Linked DNA regions of Homo sapiens: region 1 is linked to region 2. A link is a loop called in an ENCODE intact Hi-C map of the cell type or tissue named here. Cell type or tissue: breast epithelium. All regions are shown on one strand. Each heading gives the region's core, and the rest is flanking DNA. Links, peaks and the distances in the headings are about the cores only. Region 1 overlaps KCNQ1 (potassium voltage-gated channel subfamily Q member 1). Region 2 overlaps TRPM5 (transient receptor potential cation channel subfamily M member 5).

The links. Peaks named below come from ENCODE experiments on the same cell type or tissue, not always from the same donor. Only the 100,000 strongest peaks of a DNase experiment are listed, where the experiment ranks them.
Region 1: a loop joins it to region 2, with 14 times the contacts of the local background. A loop is called at or near these places in 2 of 110 quality-filtered maps.

What each region holds. Positions count from the first base shown.
Region 1 is chr11:2,464,215-2,474,116 of GRCh38, forward strand. The region is part of intron 1 of KCNQ1 (potassium voltage-gated channel subfamily Q member 1); the gene reads left to right. Among named protein-coding and RNA genes, the nearest start is that of KCNQ1, 24 kb to the left of the region's middle. RefSeq lists an enhancer at 3,142-3,191. In breast epithelium, for the core only: no CTCF peak of the experiment used is centred there; no DNase peak of the experiment used is centred there.
Region 2 is chr11:2,406,961-2,416,862 of GRCh38, forward strand. It overlaps TRPM5 (transient receptor potential cation channel subfamily M member 5), which reads right to left. Exons shown (of 29, transcript NM_014555.4): 13 at 8,946-9,064; 14 at 8,161-8,511; 15 at 7,947-8,087; 16 at 7,755-7,878; 17 at 7,101-7,246; 18 at 6,516-6,628; 19 at 6,174-6,266; 20 at 5,794-6,052; 21 at 5,175-5,293; 22 at 4,675-4,807; 23 at 4,392-4,566; 24 at 799-952; 25 at 159-340. Among named protein-coding and RNA genes, the nearest start is that of TSSC4, 11 kb to the left of the region's middle. RefSeq lists an enhancer at 7,148-7,648. In breast epithelium, for the core only: no CTCF peak of the experiment used is centred there; no DNase peak of the experiment used is centred there; H3K4me3 peaks cover 475 bases; H3K27ac peaks cover 664 bases.

The sequences.
Region 1 (9,902 bases), core at 1,331-9,330, 58 kb after region 2:
AGGTGTGGAATGGCCCGGACAGCAGATAACAAGCCTTCGTCGTGGTCACCCCTGGGTGTGGGCTGTGGGTTTTAATCTTTTCATTTTTGCTCATCTGAATTTTCTAATTAAAAATATATTGCTTTTTAAAAATAATAAAAGATCATTTAAATTAAAATATATAAGTGAGGAGAGGCTGGTAAGAGGATTCTGGAGTCCCTGGAGTGTCTTCTGGCATCGCATGGATGAGAACTCTGAATGAATTGAGTGTGATTTGACCTAGGAGAGTGCCGGGGTGGGGGCAGGTGCACTGTGGTCCTGGGTCCACATGGTGCTAGGGTCCCATGGGCTCCTGGCCCCTGGCTGCTGCCCCCACATTGGGCCCTGCACCAGGCATGAGTCCCATGTCCTGTCCTTGGGGAGGCCTGGGGGACAGGAGTTGGGGGGGTGGGCAGTGCCTCTGTGTGGCAGATTCCAGCTTCTCTCAGGGGCCAGGATTACATGGTCCGTGTTGGACTCTGGGATGCTGGTGGGAAGAACAGTCTGGGCGAGGAGGAAAGGGTGGCTCTGCTGACCCCTCCTAGGTGGGCTGGGGCTGAGGCGGATCCCACTGTGGGGAGCTGCCCAGAGATGGAAGGAGCTGGAGTCCACAGGGCGCTTCTCTTCTCTTTTCCTGTGTGTTAAGGTAGTTCAAAGTCCTCCTGCCCGAGGAAGTAAGACAGCAATCTCTGGGGTCCTGGGCACCAACTCTGGGCACTGATGGGCTGGTCCAGTGCAGGGAGCTGCCCCGGCCGCCCCCGTGGGTGCAGGCCATGGGCTCTTGTTTCCTTTCCCCCATCTGTAAAATGGGTAACGGCCGCTCCTTCAGGGGCTGTTAGCCACATGCTTAGACCGCACCGAGAAAATGCAGTCCCTCCAGAGCTCCTAACCTTCCATGGGCCACAGGCCCCTTCCCAGAAGTTTTTTTATTTTTTATTTTTTTTTGAAGCAGGGTCTCACTCTGTCGCCTAGGTTAGAGTGCAGTGGCACAGTCATCACTCACTGCAGTGCGACCTCCTGGGCTCAAGCTGGCACCGTGACCCCTTCTCCAAGGCCTGCCAGGCTGGCCTCCAGTCCAGGTGTGAGGCCCTGAGGCCCTGGCTGCAGCTGGAAGCTCTTGGGCAGTGCACTGTCCCCACAGCGGACTGCCTCCTGCAGCCAGGTGGCCTTAGGTGATCCTCCAAGGTCCAGCCAGCCAGGATCTGAGTCAGGAGGAACCACGGCCCCCACCAGGGCTGAGACTCCTCTGAGCTCGTCACTTGTCTTGGTTGGGTAGAGGCCTGAGAGGGTGGACACTTGCCCAGGGTCACACAGCTTGTGCGTAGCAGAGCTCCCTGTCCGGCCCCTGCCCCGTGCTGGCCCCTCTCACACCTTGCTCACGCTAGGTGCCTTGTACCAGTGCCTGCTTGGGGGTGGAATTGGAGAGGGGAGGGGTGGGCGCCGAGCTCTGCCTCCCACCAGCATGCTTCCCAGAGCTTCCTGGGAGAAGGTTTACGGAGGAGTGGCCTTGTCTGGTGTCCCTCTGGGTAGAGCCTGTGTTCCGGGCAGGCTGGGAACAATGAATGGTACAGATCCACGGCTCCCCTTGGGCCTTGGTGGGCTCCAGCCATGCCTCCTGGAAGGCCATTTGGAGCCTGGCTGGCAGGCAGGAGCTGTGTGCTGCCAGGCGGGTCTAGATGTGGTTGGTTCCTGGCTGCACCTGCCGGGCTCATGACCTGCCCTGTCCTTTCCTTGGGGAGCTTGGTGACGGCTCAGGTCGACTCCCAGGGGCCCGCCCTTCAGGGCCTGCATGAGTGTTCTCGGGCTGGCTATGGGGGCATTGCTTCTTCCTGTCCTAGCCGGGACCTGCCCATCCACCCAGGGGGCTCAGGGACGTTTTTGAGTTTTCCTGAGGCTTTGCCTAGGGAGTGTCGCTGAGGAAGCTGGAACAGTGACCTTCGTTGTTGGGGGAGGAGATGCAGGCAGGCTGTGGCCCAGCTGCCCCATTTTGTAGCTGGGGAAACTGAGGCCCAGAGTGGAGAAGCGATCTCCAAAGGGGAGGTGACACATGGCTGAGCCCCGCCTGATGGGTGCTTGCTGGGGGGAGAAGTCCTGGCTGGGACTTCCCCTCCCCAGGCTGGGGTTTGTCCCCTACTTTGCAGGAGGAGGGGGGCTCCCAGAAGAGAGTGAGTTTTGAGGGAACACAGTGCTGGGGGTCCCCTCCTGGGCCTGGGGCTGTGGTTCTTAGAGGGGCAAGGGGCTGGCCCCTGTTGCTGGCTGTGGCAGCCACAGCCTTCTGACCCTTGCTGGCCTGTCGTGGAGTGGGGTTCAAGATGCTATCACTGACATCTGCCCAGGCTCGGGGGCTTCTGTGTGGTGCCAGCCTTGCCCGGGGGCACAGCCATCAGCAGGCCAGAAGTCCTCAGGAGAGCTTGCTGCCAGGCTGCTGCCTGGGGCCAGGCTTCAGATATGCTGGCCAGCCTTGTCCAGGGGGCCTCCTGCCAGGTGGGCAGAGGGAGAGGGCCTTCCTGTCCTCATGAGAACAGGGCTGAGCTCCATGTTCCTTAGCCTCCCTTGGCCTCAGTCATCCTATCTGGAAACAGGGATCATAATAGTTTTAGTTTATAGAGAGCGAGGGCCTGGCCCCTGCGCTCTTCCTCTGTGGTCTCCTCTGCCCGCTCCCAGAACACCTGGCCTCCTGCTCTGAGGGCCAGCCCTGGGTTGCAGCAGTGAGCATGACCTGGCCACAGTCTAGGGGCTTTGGGGTGGGTTTGTGGGCAGCTGGGCTGCAGGGGGCTGTGGGAGCCTGAGGGAGTGCCTTCCAGGGGAAGCCCGACAGATGGGGGCACTCCAGGCAGGGGCAGGAGGTGACCTGGAGGTCGGAGGAGCAAGCTGTGGCTGGAGAGCCGGGCAGGGTTGGTCAGCAGGTCCGAGGGCCTGGGCCTCCCTGGGGTGAGGGCCAGGGTGCCTCTGCAGGGGTGGAAGTGGGCTGTGAGGGGGTCTGGGTTTATCTCCCCATTGCACAGGGCTCCATGGGGTGGGCTGAGCCATGAGCGCCCTTCGTGGCACCTTGGTGTCCGGCAGGGAGGCAGGGGCCCAGGAGGAGGGCAGGACTGGCTTCAACGGTGTCGGCCTCTACCCTTTTGGTCCTCACGGAGGAGGCTGCTCCCTCTTCCCTGGAGCAGCCAGGGATGGTGTGGGGCCCTGGTCCCCTGGCTTGATATAGGCTTCTGCAGAGGATATGGTGTGGCCGGGGGCTCAGCTGAGAAGCCACCAGGAGACAGATACAGCCTCAGGAAGTGGTTTTGTATCTCTGCTGAGAACCACAATCCGAGTCACATGGGACCATTGAGATCACGTCAGGGTGCAGGCTGGGGAAGGCTGGGAGCTGGGGTTTGGCAAAGGCGTTGGGGTGCTCTTGTGCTGGACAGGCTGCTGCCCACCGGGCCTGGCCCAGGTGAGGTGAGAGACACCTGCCCCCCACGTCAATGCCTGGGCACACGGGCCCAGTGCACACAGCCAGCAGGCGTGCGTCTTGCAATGGGGGCTGTGGGGACCCCTTTGCTCCCCTGATCCCTTCCCTGCAGACCCAGGCCAGGTGGATTCAAGGTGTGGGGCAGGGTAGGAGCTGGGCACTGCTGGATGGCATGGGCCACCCGCACTGGGGCTGCTGTGACCTCCGAGTCCAGGCACTGCCTTCCACCTGGTTAGGGACAGGGCAGGGAGGCTGATGGGCTGGCCCAGCGTGGGGACCTGCCCAGTGGCCCTGTGGGTGCAGGCCATGTGCCTCTGCATTTCCTTTACCCCATCTGTAAAATAGGGATAACAGCAGCTTCTTAAAGGGCTGTTAGCCACGTGCTTAGACTGTGCCCGGAAAATGCACTGTCTCTCCTGGGCTCCCAACCTTTCACAGGCCACAGGCCCATTCCCAGAAGTTTATTTTTTATTTTTCGAGACAGGGTCTCCCTCTGTCACTTAGGCTAAGAGTGCAGTGGTGTGATCTTGGTTCACTGCAGCCTCGACCTCCCTGGCTCAAGAGATCCTCCCGCCTCAGCCTCCTGAGTAGCTGGGACTACAGATGCACACCACCACGCCTGGCTAATTTTTGTATTTTTTGTAGAGATGGGGTCTTGCTATATTGCCCAGTCTAGTCTCAAGCTCCTGAGCTCAAGCGATCTGCCTGCCTCAGCCTCCCAAAGTGCTGGGATTACAGGCATGCACTTTTTTTTTCTAAGTAGCTTTACGGAGGCGTGCTTGGCATACGGTAAACTGCCCCAGTTTAAAGCAGACAGTTCCATGAGTCCTGACATTTGGAGGCCCTGTGAAGCCAGCATCAGCAGAGTGGGCACACCCATCACCCTCACAGCGTCCCCCTGTCCCCACGACCAGGCCACTGCTGCCCTACCATCAGGCACGATGGATGGGCTTGTGCCTTGTGGAATTTTATTTGGATGGACTCTGGCAGCCAACGCTGGTTTCGTCTGGCTTCTTTTATTCAGCGTCATGATTTTGAGCTGTGTGTCTGTTGTGTGTGTCGGCCTGTTGTTTGGGTAGAGCCTACTTTGCCGATCCATGCACCTGTTGATGGACATGTGGGCGGCTGTATCCCATTTGGGCTCTCACAAATGATACTGCTAGGAATAGCTGGAGTCTCTGTGCGAGCAAATGCTTTTGCTTCTCTTGTGCAAGCAAGTGGTTGAACTGCTCTGCAGCCCGCTGGGAAGTGGAACGGCTGTGTCATGGGGTGGGTGAGGGCTTCACTTTCTAGGACACTGACAAACCGTTTTCTAAAGCAGCAATCCCCTTTTGCAGTCCAGCAGCTCCGTGCGACAGCTCTAGTTCCTCTGTCTCCTTGTCAACACTTGGTGTGGTCGGTCTTTAATTTTAGCCAATCTAACAGGTGTGTCGGGGCCCTCCCTGGCATTCCTGGTGACTCACTGTGTGGGGTCATCTTTTCAGCTGCTTAGTTGTTGTCCACATATCTTCTTTGGTAAAGTGTCTGTCAAATTGTCTGTTAAGAAAACGTGGGTGGTTTTTCATTGAATTCAAGAGTTTTTTTTTTTTTCTTTATTTTGAGAGAGAATCTCACTCTCCGTCTCCCAGGTTGTAGTGTGGTGGCGTGATCTTGCTTGGCTCACTGCAACCTCTGCCTCCCGGGTTCAAGTGATTCTCCTGCCTCAGCCTCCCAAGTAGTTGGGACTACAGATGCCCGCCACCATGACTGGCTAATATTTGTATTTTAGTAGAGACAGGGTTTCACCACGTTGGCCAGGCTGGTCTCTAACTCCTGACCTCGTGATCCACCTGCCTCGGCCTCCCAAAGTGCTGGGATTACAGGCATGAGCTACGGCTCCCGGCCGAGATGTTACATGTTTCTATATTCTGGACCAAGTCCTCTATCAGATACCTGCTCTGTGAAGCCTTCCCTTATCCCTTGCTAGTCCTTCAGTTCTTTTAAACAATTTTTTTTTTCTTTTTTTGAGACGGAGTCTCGCTCTGTCACCCAGGCTGGAGTGCAGTGGCGCGATCTCGGCTCACTGCAAGCTCCGCCTTCCGGGTTCATGCCATTCTCCTGCCTCAGCCTCCCGAGTAGCTGGGACTACAGGCGCCCGCCACTGTATCCAGCTGATTTTTTGTATTTTTATAGAGACAGGGTTTCACCGTGGTCTCCATCTCCTGACCTCGTGATCCGCCCGCCTCAGCCTCCCAAAGTGCTGGGATTACAGGCATGAGCCACCACGCCCGGCCCTTTTAAACAACTTGTTTTTAGAGCTGCGGTCTCACTCTGTCGCCCAGGTTGAAGTGCTTGGTGCTATGACGGCTCACTGCAGTTCCAACTCCTGGGCTCAAGCCATCCTCCCGTCTCAGCCTCCTAAGTAGCTGGGACCACAGGCGCATGTCACCACGCCCGGCTGATTGTTAAATTTTTTGTAGAGCTGGGGTCTGGCTATGTCGCTGACAATCAAAATGAGGACTTGAAGCATACTCCTCAAATCATCGAGGTTTATTGAGCCAACGTGAGGGCACGCCCAGGAAAAACTCCAGTCACAGAAGCATCTGTGGCTGCTTTTTCCAAAGAGGTGCGTAGGAGGTTTCATTCATATTTATATGTTTTCTTGAAAAGGGGAGGGGCATCAAGTGAGACAAATGATTATATACTTGCGAGACTTTAGTTAGAGCCCAGTAAATCTACATTTTACAGAAGACGTATATTGGAGGAAAGAGGGAGCATGGAAGCGTATATCCCAGGGAGGCGGAAGAACATCTCGTTATCTCGTCTCGCCTTTGTTCTGTGCCTGGGAAGGAAGACAAGCCGGCGTCTTATGAAAAGGCTGGTTTCTGTTCAGCCCTTTGGGAAGAAAACCCAATGACAGTTATCAAGGGAGGGGGTGTGATGATACGTATCCAACCGCACATCCATCATGGCCCTGAACTCAGCTTCCAGGGTTTCTCTGGGGTTCCCTCGGCCAAGTGGGGATCCACTCAGTTAGGTGGGGGGGGGGGTGCTTAGAATTTTATTTTTATTTCTCATTGCCCAGACTGGTCTCAAAACCCTGGTCTCGATCAATCCTCCCACCTCAGCCTCCCATTCTCTTAATAGTGCCCTTTTAGAGAGCAAACGTTTTGACTTTGATGAAGTCCAGTTTATCAACTTGTTCCCTTATGGATTGTGTTTTTTGGTGCTCTCAGAAATCTTTCCCTAAACCAAGGGCACAGATTTTCTGTTTTCTTCCAGAAATTTTGTAGTGTCAGGTTTCACACTGAGGTGGATATTCCTTTTGAGTTAATGTCTGACCAGCTGGGAGGTGTCGGTGGAGGCTCCCTTTCTGCCCGCGGGTTCCAGCACATTTGCTGGGATGGCCCTCCTCCCTCCACAGCAGAGTTCTACCCGCCCTCACCACCCTGTATCAACTCATCTCATCGATATCTCCCAACGGCTGGGGAACAAGGGCTGACTCGGCTGCAATCATCCTGCAGCCAGACTCGGGGACCTAGGACTCTGAACCTCCAACTGGTGTGGCTTCAGGGTCCCCAACTTTTCAGACCCCACCTCTGTGTTGCTCTGCAAGTGGGGATCAGCAGGGCTGTACCCCAAATGCTGCTTGCTTCTCCCGCCCTCCTCCCTCTCCCCATCTGCTCTTGGCTGCACCCCCAACCCTGACCCAAGTGTCCTTCACGCTCAGCAACGCCACAGCCTCTGACACTCCACGGCACTAAAGTGTCAAGAGACCCAGGGGACCTGCGAGATCCATCTCGCCCCACACACCACCAGGTCCCCAGGACTTGGAGGATGCTGATGGCCCAGCTCTGGGTCCTAAGCATGGCAGTATCACAGCCTCACAGGCACATGTGTATGTGTGTGTGTGCACGTGTGTATGGGTGCGTGTGCACCTGTGTATATGGGTGTGTGCACGTATGCACGGATGTGTGTACACATGTGTATGGGTGTGTGCATGGGTGTGCACATGTGTATGGGTGTGCATGTGTGTATAGGTGTGTGTATGTGTGCATGGGCGTGTGTATGTGTGCATGGGCGTGTGTGTACTTGTGTATGGGTGTGTGCATGTGATTGGGTGTGTGCATGTGTATATAGGTGTGTGTGCACGTGTATGGGTGCGTGTGCACCTATGTGTGTATAGGTGTGTGTGTTTATGTATGGGTGTGTGTGCACATGTGTATAGGTGTGTGTATGCGTGCACCTATGTGTGTATAGGCGTGTATGTGTGCGCGTGTGTAGGTGTGTGTTCATATATATGGGTGTGTGTGCACCTATGTGTATAAGTGTGTGTGCACATGTGTATAGGTGTATGTATGGTTGTGTGTGTATAGGTATGTATGTGTGCACATGTGTGTAGGTGTGTGTGTTCATGTATATATGGGTGTGTGTGCACCTATGTGTATAAGTGTATGTGCACATGCGTATAGGTGTGTGTGTTTTATGTATGGGTGTGTGTGCACCTTTGTGTGTATATGTGCATGTCTATGTGTGCACATGTGTGTAGGTGTGTGTGTTCATGTATATATGGGTGTGTGTGCACCCATGTGTATAAGTGTATGTGCACATGTGTATAGGTGTGTGTTTTATGTGTGGGTGTGTGTGCACCTTTGTGTGTATACGTGCATGTCTGTGTGTGTTTGTGGGTGTGTGTGTACCTATGTCTGTATAGGTGTGTGTGTTTGTGTCTGGGTGTGTGTGCACCTATGGGTGTGTGTGTGTATGCATGTGTGCATGTCCCTCACAGGGCAGAGCTGGAAAGAACTGGAGAGGCTGAGGCTGGTCCCTTCATCTCAGGGTGAAGCACCTTTACCCAGAGAAGGAGGGTCGTGGCCTGGGCTACTTTGTGGGCTGGAGTCCTGGTCTCTGTCACTGAAAAAAGCAAGGCAGAGCGTCTGGGAGGGGTGTCATGCGGGGCTTTCTGAGTCACTGGCTGCGTGAGATGTGAGTAGGTCTGTGGGATAGGGAGCTGGCCAGGGACTTGAGCTCCCTGCCTGCTATGACCTCAGTCAGCCCCTGCCCATTGTCAGGCTCCTTCCCTGTCTAGGGGTACCCAGTAGAGCTGCCCAGCCCTGCCACTCCAGCTTGTTTGAGGAAAAAGTGCAACCATGCTGTGGGTGGAGGCAGATGTGATTCTGTCCTCAGAGGCATGGGGGTGACTCCATGGCTCTGAGCCAAGTTGCAGCTCTGGGGCCCTTCTTGATACTCCAGGGCCCCCCATCACCCCAGCACCGAGATGGGCATGAGCAGAGGGGCTCATGGTGATGGGGTGGGCGTGGCTGGGAGAAGCCTGCATATGAAGGCCTCTGTCATTGGAGGAGACTGTCCCATGTCCCTCCAGATCATGTCCCTGAGTGGGGAGCGCCTTCTGGGCAGAGTGGCACACAGGGTCCCACCCATCTCAAGTCCATGGGATTAACTCCCCTGTGCTGGAAGCTGCAGGAGCTGCTGCCTGTGGCTGAGGAGAGGCCAGGACGGGCCAAGGAGAGCAGGCAAGAGAAGGGGTGGGGCTGGCAGGGAGGGGGCTCCATTAATTCTGATGTCATTTATTGCTGTTCCTATATTTGTATAATAAATGGAAGAAAATAGTGGTTGGGGGCTTGCTGGGGACTCAGGGAGGGTTGGGGACCTCCAGGGCTTCCATTCGACCTGAGGCCCATGGTGCAGTGAGTCCTGCCTGGAGTCCCGTCCAGCAGGAGGCAGGAGAGCTGGTGTTTGGAGATGTGAGGGGCTGGGCCCTCCCAGGTGAGCGGGTTGGGAAAGGAAAGGGTCTGTGCTGGGAAATCCAAGGGGCAAGGCCGTTTCCCGTCCTGGTCCGTCGTTGAGTCCCCTGCCGTGGGACAGCGCTCAGCATGGCACAGACGCTCAGCCGTGTCATGTGGCTTGTAGAGCGAGGGTGTGCGGCCGGCATCATCCTCAGGGAACTCTGGAGGGACTGGGCCTCAGTTGGCCTGGCCTGGCGCGGGGCTGCCAGCCAAGAGCCTTCCTCCATCCCATTGAGAGCCAGGGCAGGTCCTGGAGATGGCAGCCTGCAGGTTGAAGCCCCCGACAGCTGGGGGAGGCATTGCTCTGCACAGGTAGGGCCATGGGGCCCGCTGGCCAGGGTGGCCATTGCTCAGTGGCACCAGCTGGGCAGACAGCCGCATGCGCTCACCACTCGCCCTCCACAGATGGGAGCCTGGGAGAGCCCTGCCTCCCGGAACGGACATCCTCCTTCACCAAATCCGCAAAATAGGCCTGATGCCAGGAACGGGGCACTGCAGGGCCCTTGGGAGGGAGGTAAGCGGGCAGCCGGGCCAACCTGCTGCTTGGGGAAGGGCTGTGGCTGGCCCCAGCCTCCTACCGCTGGCCCAGTGGTCTCTCCACACATCACCCAGTGTGGAGTGGTTTTTTGTCTTTCTTTCGAAAC
Region 2 (9,902 bases), core at 476-8,475:
ACGGGCTCAGCTGTGCCAGCCTGCACAGAGCCCAGCTGAGGACCCACAGGGCTGAGGAGGGGTCCAGGTCTCTCCAGACCTGCCTCCAGCGCACAGCCCCGCCCTGGGACCCGCCACCTCGGCCTCACCCAGGTGCTCCCGCTTGTGCTCGGCCTCACCCAGGTGCTCCCGCTTGTGCTCAGCCTCCTTCTTGAAGACCCGGCGGAGCGTCAGGCTCAGGTGGCTGAGCAGGATGAAGGGCGGGGCCAGGGCGGGGCGCTCGTGGTACTCCACAATCAGGTTGTAGCGCTGGAACTTCCAGAACATGTCTGCGTTGCCCTGCACCACCTGGAACGTGTAGCTGCAGGGGCACAGCTGAGCCGTCACCTACCGGCTCCCCACGACCACTTGGGGGACGCATCCCCCTGCACCCTGATTGCTGTTGGGGAGCCCTTTTTGAAACTGAGGCCCAGCACTGCTTCTGCGTTGCCTCTGGGGTGTGTCACGAGGGGTCCACTCTCCTTGGGTCTTCCCCTGTCCACTCTGCTCTCCTGGACAAGCCCAGAGTTCTTGCCACAGCACCGGTCCCCCAAAGACCCAGGCCCTGCTTCCTGGGACTGGGAGGGTGGCCCACAGAGTTCCCGGTCTTGGGCAGGCAAAGCCCTGCAGTCCAGGCTATGCCACCTTCTATCTGCCCTGAGGCACCAAGCCTCACCCTCTGCAGCACACCAGGTGGGTTGCAAAGGAGGCGGTGTTGGGGAATGACCCTCTGCTCCCTCCGCTCCAGGGCTCTCTCCTCCAGGGGTTGGGTGGAGTCACCTGAACATGGCGATGAGCAGGTTCATGAGCAGCACATTGGTGACCAACAGGAAGGTGACCAGCAGGAGGATGACCAGCCAGTTGGCATAGAGGCTGGGGCAGGATGGTGAGTCCTCCAGCAGCAGTGGGTGGGTGGAGCAGTTCACACGGGCTTCTGGAAAGCAAGGGTGCTGTGGGGACCAGACCGGGGGCAGCCACAAGGGCGGCCTTAGGCAAATGCCCCGAGATAGAGCGCTGAGTCCTGGTGTTGAACCCAGGGGACGGGGTGCTGGTTGGGTGACCCACTGTCCCAGTTCACCCAGGGCGGCCTGGGTTTTAGCAGTGAAAGCCCCATCACAGCAAACCAGAACCAGACGGGTGGTGAGCCCCACCCTGGGCCCCCTCTGCCATGTCTGCTGAGCTTCCACCAGGGGCTGGAGTCAGCCAAGATCACAGGCCCTGGAAGTAGAGCCAAGACCCCTGGAGGGATGGAAGGTGGGGGACAGAGGGGTCACGGGACCCAGGTTTCTCCTGGTTGTTGGATGTGTTAAAACCTCCACCCCTCCTCCGAAAAAAGCCTCTGCTGTTGAAGGTTTGGGGAGAGCTGCCGAGGAAAGGGAGATGGGGCCCAGGACTTCTCAGAGCCTCTACAGCACTAATGCCTGTGATTAAACCCCAAGCTGGCAAGTAATTCCGCCACCTTTCCAAAATGTATTGAGCCAGCAGGCTCCAGACTGGGCTTGCTGCAAGCTCTGAGGGCACCGATCCCGCACTGGGCCACTCAAGTCAAGAACATTCTTCAGGCGGCACACTCTGGGAGCTTGCAGGCTGAGCTCCCTCGGCCCTGGGCAGGGACACCCTGGAGGGGTGGCAGATCTCACTCCAGTCCCTTAAAACCAGACCCTCACACCTGCTTCTCCCTTGTAGGGCTCAACCCTGGACCCTCACCCCACCCCAGCCTGCGGGGCAGGAGGAGGGAGGAGGGAGGAAGGAGCCGCAGTGGGCGTCAGGGTGCTCAGGGTCCCAGCCAGAGGCCAGAGTGTGCCCTGGCCGTCCAGGACCACATATCCCCTCCATATCCGAATGGGAGCTCCGCTCTCTCCTCCCTCCCCAGCCTGCACGCTGGCGTGTGTCTGTGTGAGCCTGTACATGTGATTGGATGTGCCTGGCACACATGCTCATGTGTGAGTCTGCGTGTGAGCACACTGGCACACACGGGCACATTCAAGTGTATCTTAGTGCCTGCCAGCTCCAGGTTGCCCTGCGGTGGGTTCTGGGGGGTCTCCTTGTTCCCAGGTTCCTGCCTCTGTGCCTGGGTCCTGAGCTGGAGGGGTCCGTTCTCCCTCCTAGGGTGAATTCCTGCCTTGTTTCTCCCGAGTGAGTTAGTGTGACGCGTTGGCCCGTGTGTGAGTTATTGAGTGTCTGTGTGTGCACTGGCAGTCAGTGAGCGCCAGCCCTCCCCACGCTCCCACCCTAGGCCTGCCCCTCCTCTGTCCGCCCTGGCCACCTCCAGCCCATGAATCTGTTCCTGGGCAGACTGATGACCCCCTCTCCTCCCTGCACTCTGGAGGAGCGGGCCGGGGCCAGCCTGGAGAGCCTGTTTGTGAAGCCGTAAATCTGTCTGATAAAGGCAGCTCTGAGGAATGAGACCCCCACACCCTCCCCGACTCTGTGATTTGGGAAGGCGCCACCAGGCCGGGCTGGAAATTAAATTGTCCCTGGGGCCTGGAGACCCAGAGAACAAGCTCGTCACCACAGCTCAACCCCAGCTCCGGCTCGGCACGAGTGCAGAGTGGGGCAGGGGTCTGTTCTGGGCTCTGAGGAGACCTGCAGGCTGTACAGGAACTGTCTGAGCCTCAGTCTCCCTCTCAGCCCAGCATGTGTTAGTGAATAACTCCCTGCCTAGCAGCATGAGGGGCTGGGTCACAGTGAGTGGCTGGGGTTCAACCTGAAGGGCCCAGATACTTGCTCGGCAGCTGAACGGAGCCCAAGGAATTGCAGCTCAGGGAGGGGAAGTGACAAGTCTGAGACTCTCAGTGGGCGGCCGGGGCTGGCCCTGTTGCAGGCGTTTCAGCACGGGGCTCTGAGATCCCCGCAGCACCGCAGACCTCCCTGAGGCAGCACTCGGAGCAGGGGCCCCTCGGGAGTCTGTTTCCCTGCCTTCTCCCGTCGAGAAGGAGGCTATGGCCAGGCCTGTCTCCTCATACGAGTCGCTGAGACTGGCCCACCAGAGATGCAGCCACTCAAGAAAGAGGGGACCCCCAACCCTGCCCTGGCTGGAGGCGCCCGTCTAGAGCTCCTCCTGCCCCGAGGGGCCCTGCGGACGGGCAGTGCTGGAGGCCGTATGGTGAGGGCGAGGTGGGGTCGCAGGCAGGCAGGGTCTGGTTAAACTAATGGCCTGGAAAATGAATGCCTGTGATGAGCAAACACCAAAATGTCAGGAGGGGCTGCGGGGGCTGAGAAAACAGCCCAAGGAAATGAGCCGCGCTGGGAGAGGCGGTTTCCATCACGGCGTCGCCCCCGCCTGTCCCCGGAGGCCTGTGTTTGCTCCGGTCTGGCCGTCATCCCCTCAACAAATATTTATCGAGGGTCCTGAGCGCCACTCCACAGAGGTCGGGGTCAGGCCTGGGCAGCACGTTGTGCCATGACTGCCCCGTGCCGGGCAGCCCCAGCCGCCTGACACCGCCTGAGCAGTTTCCCTGCACCTTCTCTGCCGGGTCTCCAAGTCTGCGGCACCCCTCGAGGGCCCCAGGGGCGGGCTGGCTGCTGGTCCACCTTCCCAGAGGGGTGCGTCCCTTTCCAGGTTGGGGCTCCTCACTGAGTCCCAGCCATCCCAGGGGCCTGCACAGGTCCCTGCCCCACCCCAGAGCTCCCCACCAACCCATCACTACAGAGGCCCCCATGGCCAAGCGGCTCTGACCCCCGCCCCCTCCCCACTGCACTGGCTTATGAAAAAGTTTCCAGAGCCTCCACCAGCCCCAGCCAGCTACAGGGGTCGGCCTGGGGACACCCATAGGCATGGGCAGGCCACACACACACATTGGGGTGGGTCCCCAGGAGCAGCCAGGGTGCCTTTAGGAGCGGCCAAATGGCGAAGGGGCCTTGCCAGCAGGACGGCGTAGGGGCTCTGGTGGGTGCCCTAGGCCAAGCAGGGCCCTGTGGGAGGGCAGAGGCCAGGGGCTGTGAGGAGAGCTGGAGGGCCCAGACCCCGGATGATGGCTGGGACAGCCTTTGGGCCCACTCTGTGCCCTTAGTGCCTGCCTATCCCTTCCCCACCGATAGACCACCCCCAGAGCAAGACTTGCTGCTTGGCCTCCCCAAGCAGGAGGCAGCCCTGGCTGCCTTGGGGTCTCCTTGTGTCTCCTTCCCAGCCCAAGGCCCCAGGTCCCAGGTCGGGGCTCCGTGACTGGAGCTGCCTCTACCTCAGGAACCAGGCCTGGCCCTTTGGGGTGTGGGGGGCCTGGGGACCAGGCCTCAGCCACTTCTCCCATCTCTGCTCCAGGCTGGGGTCTCCATGGCCCCAACAGACCTCTCTGGAGAGCCTCATGCCCAGGGCTTGTGCACACAGGGCTCCAATTTCTCCCTGCCCCTGCCCCCGCTGGCTGTGTGCAAACCATCAATCTCGTCCAGTGGGATCTGGCCGAAGATCTGCAGGTAGGGCCGGTAGAGCACCCGGCGGAAGATCCACTCCAGGCGGCCGTCATGGGGGTGCAGCAGCGCCTGGGTGGTGACACCGTAGGCCACGAGCCACACGCTCAGAAAGAAGAGGAAGAAGAAGACGTCCTTCATCTCCACGGGGCAGGGGCAGAGAGAGGGACGTCAGCGGCCAGCCGGGTGGGGCCCAGGCAGGGGATTGCTGTCCCTCCAGGGCCAGGGCCAGGGCCCCCGGGGGCTCACCATGCGCTCTACCACGATGATCTTGGGGCCCAGCTGCTTGTGTATGGCAAAGATATGGATCAGCCGCAGCGTGAACACCATGAAGTCCATGGCGAGGACTGTGCGGCCAGCCTCAAACGCCGACGGCAGCATCCTGGAGGATGGGAGGCTGATGCGGCTGCGGGGCCCAGAGAGGGGCAGAGGCTTCCCCAGGGGCACACAGCATGCTGGCTGCGGGCAGGGCCAGGGCCAGGCCAGGACTCCTTGGGCCCTGAGTGGCTTCATCTTTTGTTTATTTATTTTTAAGAGACAGGGTCTTGCTCTGTCACTCAGGCTGGAGTGCAGTGGCATGATCACGGCTTGCTGCTGCCTCAACTTCCCTGGCTCAAGTGACCCACCCACCTCAGCCTCCTGAGTAGCTGGGACCACAAGTGCCACCGCCACACCCAACCTGAGTGGCTTCATCTGGAAGCCTGCCCACAAGCCGCCCTGAGGCCACACGGCCTCTGGGCCCCACAGACCTGCAGGTGACACCCACGATGAACAGGAAGATGGCCACCATGTCACACTTGTTCCAGTTGTCCCCCACATACAGTGTGAACTTCTTCACCAGGTGTGTGTCCTCGTCTGTGAAGAAGCCCTGGGAGGGAGGTGGGCAGTCCACTGACAGCTGTCCAGCCGCCCTCGCTGGGGACAGCCCTACCTGGACAAGCTTGGATCTGTAAGGATCAGGGTTCCATCTATGACCAGGGCCGAGGCTACCAGTGGGACTAGGGGTCCACTGAAGCTATTCCAGGGCTGTCTGGGGACAGAAGGTGAGGTCAGTCTCCACTTGGGGCCAGGGCCTCTTTGTGCCCAGGGTCTAGGGATCAGTTTATGCAGTGTCTGGACTCAGTCCGTGATACAGGTCAGGGTTCAGACTCTGACGAGGGAGACCATGGTCATGCTCAGTCTGGAGCAGGGCTCAGGGCTCGGTCTTTGACCAGGATCATGGCCGCTGGTGACTGGGAAGATGGGAGGCCCCCATGCTGTTCTTGTTTTACAGTTGGGGAGCCCCACCCTGCGAGGGCAGGACCCAGCTTAGGTTGCCCAACCTGAAGCTGCAGAGTGGAGGGGACCTAGGCTAGTGTGGCCACCGACCTGCCGGATTTCCTCCAGCACCAGCGTAAAGACCCAGAAGTAGAGGGTGACCTCGGGCCCTGAGGGGCCCTGGGGGGGCGGCCTGAAGTCCACCAGCAGGACGTAGGTGAACAGGAAGAGGAAGGCGAAGTACATGACCACGTTCCCCAGGAACACAGTCACGGGAGCGCCCCAGAATTTCCGCCAGCGTGTGAGCAGGAAGACAGCACGTGGGCCTCGGTCACCCTGAGCCCTCGGCGCCTCCACCAGCTCCTCCACCCTGTGCCGCAGAGAAGTTCGCAGTGGTGAGGCTGGCGCCCAGCCGGGTGCCCCACCAGAGTCCAGCCTCCCAGCCACCACCCGCCAGTCCCCTCCACCCTGCCTGGCCCTGTGCCTCGCACCGGCTCTGCAGGCCATACAGCGGGCTCTTCTCCGTGTCCAGGCTGTCCAGGTCCTGCAGGTCCTCCAGGCCTGTCCTCAGGGGAGCTTCCTCACTGCGAGCACAGGAGAGCTCAGGGCCCGCAGGAAGGGCTCCCAGAGGCGCCTGCCTGGCTCCAGGCGCTTGGCCATCAAAGTGCCCACTGGGATGCAGGGGCTGTGGGGAGTGGGACCCGCAGGGAGGCTGGACTTGGGGGCTACAGAGTCAGGCTACCACCAGCACCTGCGAGGCCCAGGCCCTCCCCGTAGCTCCGGCACTCGCACTGCTGCCTGTCCTGGCCGGGCAGCTCACAGGCCTCACCCACCTGAAGGTGATGAGGTTGGTATAGACGAGGGCGGGGCAGAGGAAGGCTCCTAGCAGCCGCAGGATGGGCGTGCCTGCGGCCATGTCCCCCCACCAGATCCTGGTCAGGAAGGCCTGAGGTGAAGGCAAAACTGTCGGCTCCAACTCTGCACCTTTGCCCAGGCTGCGCCCTGCCCCAGGAATGCCCTTCCCCCAGGTGCCTGGCCCACGTGAGCTGAAGGGGTGCCCAGCCCAGCCCTCCCTCCCGGAGCCCCCGTCCTGGTGGGCATGTGCTCCTTGGGCCACTCATCCCAGGGGTGTGGGTTGAGCTGCTGTACCCTTCACTAGGGAAAAGATTGGGCTTGGGGGTTGGGGAGGACTGAGAGGAGGAAGTGCCACTTCCACTGAGGCCAGAGGCAGGAGGAGTGTGCCTGGTGGAGGAAGCCAGGTGGGCGCCTTCCAGGAACAGAAGCCCCACCCCGCCCCCTCTGTGCTGAGGACGGGAGTGACAGGGCAGCTGCAGGCTGGGAAGTCAACTCAAGCTGGGCCCAGCTCGCCCGCCCACCCCACCCCCTGGCAGCTCTCCTCGAGGACAGCTGGCACTCACCTGAACGCCGTCGTGGGCAAAGAAGGCCTTGGCGTCAGCCTCGGTGGCCAGGTGCAGGCAGGTGGTCTTGCTCCAGCAGCGGTTCCGGCGCACCAGCAGGGCGAAGGCGCGGGCCTCACTGTTGCTGTAGCACTCGGAGAAGAGGTCTGCCCCCGGAGGCCCTGGCCGCTAGGACGAGACGCCGATGCCCGGCCCGGCCCCCGACGCCCCTCCTCCATCCCCTGCCCAGACCTGGGCTCTGCAGCCGCACCCTGCGTTCAACACGCAGGGCCCAGCCAGGCCTTCTGCCCCCTCCGGCCTGCTCCGGGCCCTTCCTGAACCTCCGTCCTTCTCCGGCTCTGTCCCTCCCCCAGCAGGACAAAGGGAACCTCTGCCACGCTAAATGTCCCTCGTCCTGCGGCAGGGCCCAGTGTATGCCCGGGGTGTGAGGCTGTATCGTCCTCACCACGTGCACAGCGGTCCCACACTCAGGGTCTGGGGCCGCCTCCACCCCAGGCAGAGCCGTCTGTCCTCTCCTATGGAGGAGGCCCCTGAGGGCACCTGGAGCCCCACGGCGGTAACAGGCAGCCCTGGCGAGGCCCAGGACCCTTCGTCCGACCCCTCCGTCACATCCTCCCCCGCGCGCGGGCCCGGCCCCAGCCGCCGGTCACTCACCAAGGGCCAGCCGCTCGTATTTCGCCTCGCGCGTGGCTCGGGCCGCCTCGGCCTCCGTCTCCAGGTGCGACATCTCTTTGAGGATTTTGCAGGCGGCCAGTGCGGCTGCCACACCTTCCTGGCCCTACGAGACCTGGTCTCAGGAGGCCGCCCCTCCCCTGCCCCCGCGCTGGGCCCGCGGCCTGGGCTCACCATGGCCCAGAAGTAGGTGGCCATCTCGTGGCGGTTCTGCAGCACGGCCCACAGGAACAGGTCCCGCCAGGGGTTCTCGCTCTTCTGGTTCAGGTCCAGCAGCCACTTCTGGCCCGTGGGCCGCTTGGCCGGGCCCTTCTCCTGGAGGACACGGGCGTCGGCCTCCTGCTGCGGCCCCAGCCTCGCCCTCCATCCCCACGGAGCCCCCGCTCACCGCCCTCCTGCGGTCCCCTGGCCGGCCGTCCTGGTAGAAGCCTCGGCAGGCGTCCTGCAGGAAGTCCTTGAGTACGCGGGAGACCTCGTGCAGGGAGAAGGCCGGTGGCCCCGCGGGTGGCTCCCGGGCCTGCTGGGTGCCCAGGCCGGCCAGCGTCAGCCGGGCCTCCTCCTGCTTCCGCTGCAGCAGGTCGAAGAGCAGGCTCTTGCGTGACACGGAGCGGTAGAGCTCCTGCAGCCGCCCATACGTCAGGAAGTCGGCCACGTCTGCGCCGTTGTCCACAAAGAGGCGCACAAACTCGGGCTTGTTGCTGACCAGGGCGTCCACCATCACCTCCTCCAGGTCACAGGACTTGGCGGCCATGGGCACCCGAGGGAAGGGGGACAAGAGAGTGAGCGAGAGACAGGAGGAGGGGGTCCAAGGAAGGAGAGAGCAGGGAGCATGGGGATCCATCCCCAGGGCCAGGTCACGCAGACCCTCTCGCTCTCCTGCACCCCAGCCTGCCCCCTGCATTGGGGCGGGCACAGAGGGGCCAGTCGTGAGCAAATGCTGAGGGTGTCACAACCCCCTTGGGCTTTGGGGACAGCCGGCACCCAGCCAGCTCTGCCTGGGCCAGTGAGCGAGGCAGAAGCCCGGGCAGAACCGTGGCCTGGTCTTGCCCCGGACCTTGGGACAGCTGGGCAGAACGGGCTCAGCCAAGCAGCCCACAGGGTGCAGGAGCAGGCAGCGTGGGCAGCTCGGGCAGTGCCATGATGGGGAGGTGGGTAGGCAGGGCTGGGAGGCACCTTCCACTCCACGTCCCCATTGAAGATCTCACTCTTGGCGATGTCCACGCGGTCCCAGGCCACGGCCAGCTTGAGCTCATCCAGATAGTCCTGAGGCTCCTGGCTGTGGCTCTTGCAGGCTGTGGGCAGAGCAGGCAGGCACTGGTGAGGGTGGAGCTGAGGGCCTCACAGAGCCGGGGCACAGGGTCCCCAAAGGTGCGCTGCCTAGAGACGCGGAAACGGGAACTTCACGCTGGGACTTGAGGGGGCACATGCGCCACCTCTGAGCACCAGCAGGAGGCACGAGACTTTGTACAAACCGCAGGAGAAAGCGTGCTGCCCTGGTCTGCGTCGGGACGGCCCGTCTGCTCCCATGTGAGGCAACTTCCTCGGCTGCAACGGGGGTACCCCAGCTAACACCTGGGCCTCGAGGCCACTTCCTGGCACTGAAGGTCCAGGACACCCTTCCTGGATGTTGTCGGGGGAGCAAGCTGGGCCACGTTTCCTCCACGGGCAAGGGCATTTGGCCATGACTTGGTGAGGTCACCAGGGTCACTCAAGGGGGGCCTGCAGCACCTGGGCTGGGTGCGCCTGCTGGAAACCGCTGTCCTCACCAGACTCGCACGTGAGGCTCACCAGCCTCAGCCTCCACAACCATGGACCCCGTAAGACTACGGTGCCTCTCTCAGGCCACTGGGACCAAACTGAGACTGGTGAGAAGAGGCGGGGGAGTTCCTAAACGGGGAGGTTTCTTTGACCTCCTTGTCCTGGTGAGGTTTCTAAACCCAGAGCCACCCGCAGTCCAGACACCCTTCCCAGAGCGTCCCCTCAAGGTGTCCCCAGCCCCTGCTTAGCAGTGCCTCTCCCTGCTGGGGCTGTGTCTGCCTGCCAGCGTCCAGCCCTTCAGCACGCGTTCGTCTCCAGCAAAAAGCACATCAAATGCTCATCAAAATTTTCCATCAGCGGGTGAACAGACGC